Regions from separate parts of the Homo sapiens genome. Here region 2 is linked to region 1. A link is an interaction called in ENCODE POLR2A ChIA-PET data of the cell type or tissue named here. Cell type or tissue: Panc1. All regions are shown on one strand. Each heading gives the region's core, and the rest is flanking DNA. Links, peaks and the distances in the headings are about the cores only.

The links. ChIA-PET counts read pairs that join two places held together with the same protein. Peaks named below come from ENCODE experiments on the same cell type or tissue, not always from the same donor. Only the 100,000 strongest peaks of a DNase experiment are listed, where the experiment ranks them.
Region 2: POLR2A ChIA-PET joins it to region 1 with 13 read pairs; 2 of 35 experiments call an interaction of 5 or more read pairs at or near these places.

The regions. Positions count from the first base shown.
Region 1 is chr16:82,067,465-82,070,380 of GRCh38, forward strand. HSD17B2 (hydroxysteroid 17-beta dehydrogenase 2) reads left to right here. Exons shown (of 5, transcript NM_002153.3): 2 at 706-918. Among named protein-coding and RNA genes, the nearest start is that of HSD17B2-AS1, 2.2 kb to the left of the region's middle. RefSeq lists an enhancer at 2,906-2,916. In Panc1, for the core only: no CTCF peak of the experiment used is centred there; no DNase peak of the experiment used is centred there.
Region 2 is chr16:81,803,405-81,806,320 of GRCh38, forward strand. All of the region lies in intron 2 of PLCG2 (phospholipase C gamma 2), which reads left to right. Among named protein-coding and RNA genes, the nearest start is that of PLCG2, 26 kb to the left of the region's middle. In Panc1, for the core only: no CTCF peak of the experiment used is centred there; no DNase peak of the experiment used is centred there.

The sequences.
Region 1 (2,916 bases), core at 328-2,827:
CTCCCATCTCAAATTCTGAGAAGCTTAAGTCATACTTTGTGTATTACATTAGTCTCTGTTTTCACAGAGCAATGCAATTAGGGCTTTCTATCTGGTTTCTGTTGTAACTTTCTTTTTAGGCTTGACGTCTATTCCATGGCTCAGGGCAGACCATGGATAGGGAAAAAGGCCCAGGAGGGTGAGAAACACAGGTGGCCATGAACTTTTTATAATCCAGCATGAACTGGCCCCCATGGGCAGCCTCTGTTATTGCCCTGTGTCTCCAAAAGGCAAAACCGAGTCCAAAGTATGAGTTTGTAATGAATGTTTGACTGAAGGTTTTACAGAGTGAGTGAAGTTACATCAAACACTACACATTATAGATTACTGAAGCTACTTCCATTGGATGCCTTGGTTTTCCTTCCCAATTACTTTGGCCACCAGCCACTCCTGGACTACCCTTCCCCCATGCCTTTCTCTTTCCACCTATGCCCACTCACAACCCCTAATTCTATATTATGCCCCTTTCTTTATATGGGGAAATGTATCTGTCTGGCTTGGCTTCTCCTCCCACCTCTCCACTTAGAACATAAAGAAACTTCCTCAGGAACCCCTCTCTTCAGAGAGCATGGAGAATCGTAAACAACGTAATATGTTTTCCTTGTTAAATATTTTCTCCTGTCACTCTGGTTTGACCTCACTCCCTACTCCCCTGACCCTATGCAGGTGGTGATTGCGGGCTTGGCCATGCTTTGTGCAAGTATCTGGATGAGCTGGGCTTCACGGTATTTGCCGGAGTTTTGAATGAAAATGGCCCAGGAGCTGAGGAATTGCGAAGAACCTGCTCTCCGCGCCTCTCGGTGCTCCAAATGGACATCACGAAGCCAGTGCAGATAAAAGATGCTTACAGCAAGGTTGCAGCAATGCTGCAGGACAGAGGTACTGCCGCCAGCACCCTCAGTGCCTTTACCCTCCTCCTGAATGCCCAGCTCTTGTTCCGGCTTAGGCTGAACATGCCCCCCCACTCCACTCTGGGCACTGTTTGCCCTGAAGCACACCTGTGCTGAACCCCTACCATGTGTGGGGGCCTCTATCAACATGAAGACCTTCGGAGTAACTCAGACATGGGCCCATCCACACAGAACTTACAGAAACCTCAGTCTCATTCTCTCCAACTTCTCAGTCACTCTCCCATGAATAATTCCTCCAGCCCCAGCTCATTGCTTTTCTGTCCGCAATAGCAACATGCATTAGAGTCTCCAGCTTCGAAAAAAAATACCTTCATGGTCACTGTCCTTCTTTACCCATTACCCTTCCTCTTCTCTTTCCTTCATGGCTACGCTCCACGGAACCCTGTAGCTCTGTGATTCTCTTCCTCACCTTCAATTTGCCGTTGGCTCTCACTCTGCCTCCCTAACTGATCTGGCAAAGCTAATCAGAATTAGCCTGAAGACCCAGGTTTTTTTTGTTTTCAACTTTTATTTTAAATTCTGGGTTACACGTGCAGGATGTGCTGGTTTGTGACATAGGTAAGCATGTGCCATGGTGGTTTGCTGCACAGATCCAGCCATCCTGTAAGTACTGAGCCCAGGATTCATTAGCTATTATTCCTGATGCTCTACCTCCCCTCCCTCCACCAGGCCCAAGTGTGGGTTGTTCCCCACCATGCGTCCATGTGTTCTCACTGTTCAGCCCCCACTTATAAGTGAGAACGTGTGGTGTTTGGTTTTCTGTTCCTGCTTTAGTTTGCTGAGGATAATGGCTTCCAGCTCCACCCATGTCCCTGCAAAGGATATGATCTCATTCTTTTTAATGGCTGCATAGTATTCCATGGTGTATATGTACCACATTTTCTTTATCCAGTCTATCATTGATGGGCATTTGGGTTGATTCCATGTCTTTGCTTTTGTGACTAGGGCTGCAACGAATCTATGTGTGAATGTATCTTTGTAATAGAATGGTTTATATTCCTTTGGATGTATACCCGGTAATGGGATTGCTGGAAGACCCAGTTTTTAACTTCCCTGCAGTATTTAAGCATGTTGTTTATACTCTCCTCCTTGGCTTTGGGGTCCCCAGCCCCCATTGCTCTCCTAGCTCTCCAATCTTTCTTTCCACTTCTCCTGGATGAAACTTTGCCTCTGTCTCCCCACAAATACAAATGCTTCTGAGGGTTGCATCTGCAGACTTCGCACTCTATGTGCCCTGGGCCATGCAGTTTTCTCCGTATACCAAGAGTTCTCAATCCAACTGCACATTAGAATCATTTGAAAATTACCTATGCTGGGGTCCAGGATGGGCTATGTAACTAACTTGGCAGACCCAATGCAAAATGAAAACATGGGGCCCCTAGCTTGATTTCGGAAGATTATTAGGAATGTTAGTTGGTGACAGCAGAGACTGAAACCACGTGCAGGACCCTTCTGAAGCACCAGGCCCTGTGTGACTGAACAGATCCCCCAGACCCAATTAAATCAGTCTCTAGGACGGGATCCCAGGCATCATTAGTTTATAAAGCTCCCAATGTGATGCTAATGTTAGCGCAGGGCCAAGAAACACTGGTTTACGCCAATAACTCCCAAATCTATTACTATATTGCCAACCTAATCCTTCTTCTCCACGTATACAAAGTTATCTATCAGACATCTTCCCTTATACTCCAGAGGCTTCAACTTCAACATGTCAAATGTTGTTTTTTTTCCCCCTGCTGCCATTCTGCAAATCGGTTTGCTCTCCTGCATCCCACAGCTCAGACACTGGCTCTACCACCTAACCAGTCATTCAAGCCAGCAACCTGCGGGTCACTGAGACCCTCAGCTTATCCTCAGTGCCTGTATCCTACTGATCCAAGTCCTGTCAATTCCACCTCCTGGATAGTTACCCTCCAGCCCCTTCCTACCACTGCATAGCACTACGACTTAGCACAGACCCTCACCT
Region 2 (2,916 bases), core at 211-2,710, 260 kb before region 1:
TTTAAGACTAATATTCCATTGCATGGATAGACCATATTTTGTTTATCCATTCATCACTTGATGGACATTTAGGTAGTTCTCTCTTTTTGGTTACTGTTTTCATTTTCTTTGTTCTTTCTTTCCTTTCTTTCTTTTCTTTCTTTCCTTTCTTTCCTTCCTTTCCTTTCCTTTCCTTTCCTTTCTTTTCTTTTCTCCTTTTCTTTTCTTTTCTTTTCCTTTCTTTTCTTCTTCCCTCCCTCCCTCCCTCCCTCCCTCCCTCCCTTCCTTCCTTCCTTCCTTTTCTTTCTTTCTTTACTCTCTACAGTCTCACTGTGTCGGTCAGGCCGGAGGGCAGTGGTGCGATTTTGGTTCACTGCATCCTCTACCTCCTGGATTCAAGTGATTCTCGTGCCTCAGCCTCCTGAGTGGCTGGGATTACAGGCGTGTACCACCACACCTGGCTAAGTTTTGTATTTTTAATACAGACAGGGTTTCACTATGTTGGCCAAGCTAGTCTTGAACTCCTGGCCTCAAGTGATCCACCTGCCTTGCCTCCCAGAGTGCTGGGATTACAGGTATGAGCCACCGTGCCTGGACTCTTTTTGGTTATTGTGAATAATACTGCGGTGGACATTCATGTACAAGTTTTTGTGTGAACACATGTTTCCATTTCTCTTGGCTCTTTGCCTAAGAGTGGAATTCTAGGTTATCTGTAACTGTTTAATCACTTAAGGAATTGCCAAGACTGTTTGCCAAAGCAGTTGCACCATTTACTTTCCCACCAGCAATGTATGAGGGCTCCAACTTCCCCATGTCCTCGCCAACACATGTTAGTATCTGTCTTTTTGGTTATCACCATCCTAGTGGAGGTGAAGTGTTATGTCATTGTGGTTCTGATTTGCATTTTCCTGATTGCTCATTGCTCTATCTTAAATAGTTGATGTAATAATTTCCTTCTAAACATTGGCTTTCTGTAGACAGTGTCCTATTTTCAACTTTTCTGGGCCCCAGCATTGTCTTCTGGCATGGGGTTGGTGCTGACTAGGGCGTAAATGAATGAGGCAACTCTGGATATGTTAGCTTGCAGCACATGGGCATGGACACTGATTGGCAAGGATGTGCTTCTTGGCTTGAGTCAAGAATCATACATTTTAACCATCACTTCTGCTTTTTTTGTGGCACAAAAGGACCATTTTTTGAAGTTAGTAACCTGTCTTAGTTCCCTCAGTAGATGTTTGTCCAAATGTTGCGGTGAAGCATAGCACAGACTTTTCATCATTTCAAGGTTTAACGCCTCAGCCCAGGGAGTGTATATTTGGTGACCGTTTTCCCAGAGCCCTGGAAATGCTTCTTCCTAACTGTCCACTTTGAGCTCCTCTGCCTCCTCTTTGGCAATCAGTTACCTCCTAAGAGGAACCTGGAGAAATGTCATTGGGAAGTGCTGCTGGCACCAGGATGAGAGAGTGTTCTTGAAAGCTTGGGAGCAGTATTGAGCATCTGCCATGTGTCAGTATTGTGCTGGGCACTACAAGCTCACATGTATCCATGTGATCATGTGTATGGGTATTTATTTGTAGTGTCTAGTCATTACAATCTGTCTGTGAGTTTTGCCTGGTTTACTCCTAAGTACAGTGAGCTTCAGTGATTTGCCCAAGGTTACCAAAGTTTTCAGAGGAACAACATCAGACACTTTTCCCCAATCACCATGTGCCAGAAAACCTTTAGGTTAAGAGGTTAACAAGACAAGCCACAGATAGGGGAAAATATTTATGAAACAAGAGCTGATAAAGGACCCATATCCAAAATAGGCAACTCTTAAAACTCAACAATAAAAGGCCAGGCTCGGTAGCTCATGCCTGTAATCCCAGCACTTTGGGAGGCCAAGGTGGATGGATCACAAGGTCAGGAGATCGAGACCATCCTGACTAACACGGTGAAACTCTGTCTCTACTAAAAATATAAAAAATTAGCCGGGTGTGGTGTCGGGTGCCTATAGTCCCAGCTACTCAGGAGGCTGAGGCAGGAGAATGGCGTTAACCCAGGAGGTGGAGCTTGCAGTGAGCAGAGATTGCACCACTGCACTTCAGCCTGGGTAACAGAGCGAGACTCCATCTCAGAAAAAAAAAAAAAAAAAACAAAACGCAAGAAAACAACAAAAAAAACCAAAAACAAAAGCTCAACAATAAGAAAACAACCCAATTAAAAAGTGGGCGAAAGATCTGAACAGATGCCTCACACCCCCTTCCCCCACCCCACTCACAATGCTTTGCCATCCATGTCTCCATCCTGCAGTAGCCAAAGCTGGCTGCTTCTGGACCACTGCTGTGCAATGGAAATACAGTGTGAGTCACCAATACCAGCCATGAGAGTAGTGTTTTGTTTTGTTTTTTTTTTTTTTTGTTTTTTTTTTTTTTTGCTGTTATTGTTGTTTTGTTTTTTAAATAGAGATGGGATTTTGTTCTGGGTGAAGTGAATCAAACTCCTGGGCTCAAGTGATCCTCCCAGCTCAGCCTCCTGAGTAGCTGGGATTACAGGTGTGAGCCACTGTACGCAGTCATGTGTGTAGTTTAAAGTTTTCTAGTTGCCACATTCATAAAGGTAAAAAGAGGTGAAACTAACTTTATTAATAAATTTTATTTAACTCAGTATATCCAAAGCATTATTATTTCAACATGTATGCAATATAATTATTAACGAGATATTTGATTCTGGTTTTTGGTCTGTGTCTTCAAAATCCAGTGTGTGTTTTATACCTATAACACATCTTGATTCAGACAGATTCAATTCTGAGTGTTCAAAAGCCACATGTGGCTAGTGGCTACCATATTGGATAGCACAGATCTAGATTATACCTCTTTTGTCCTTTTGCATTACCTGCTTCCGTGGTCCCCAAGCAGCAAAGGCATTCTCCATGTGGCAGGTACTATGATCATCATA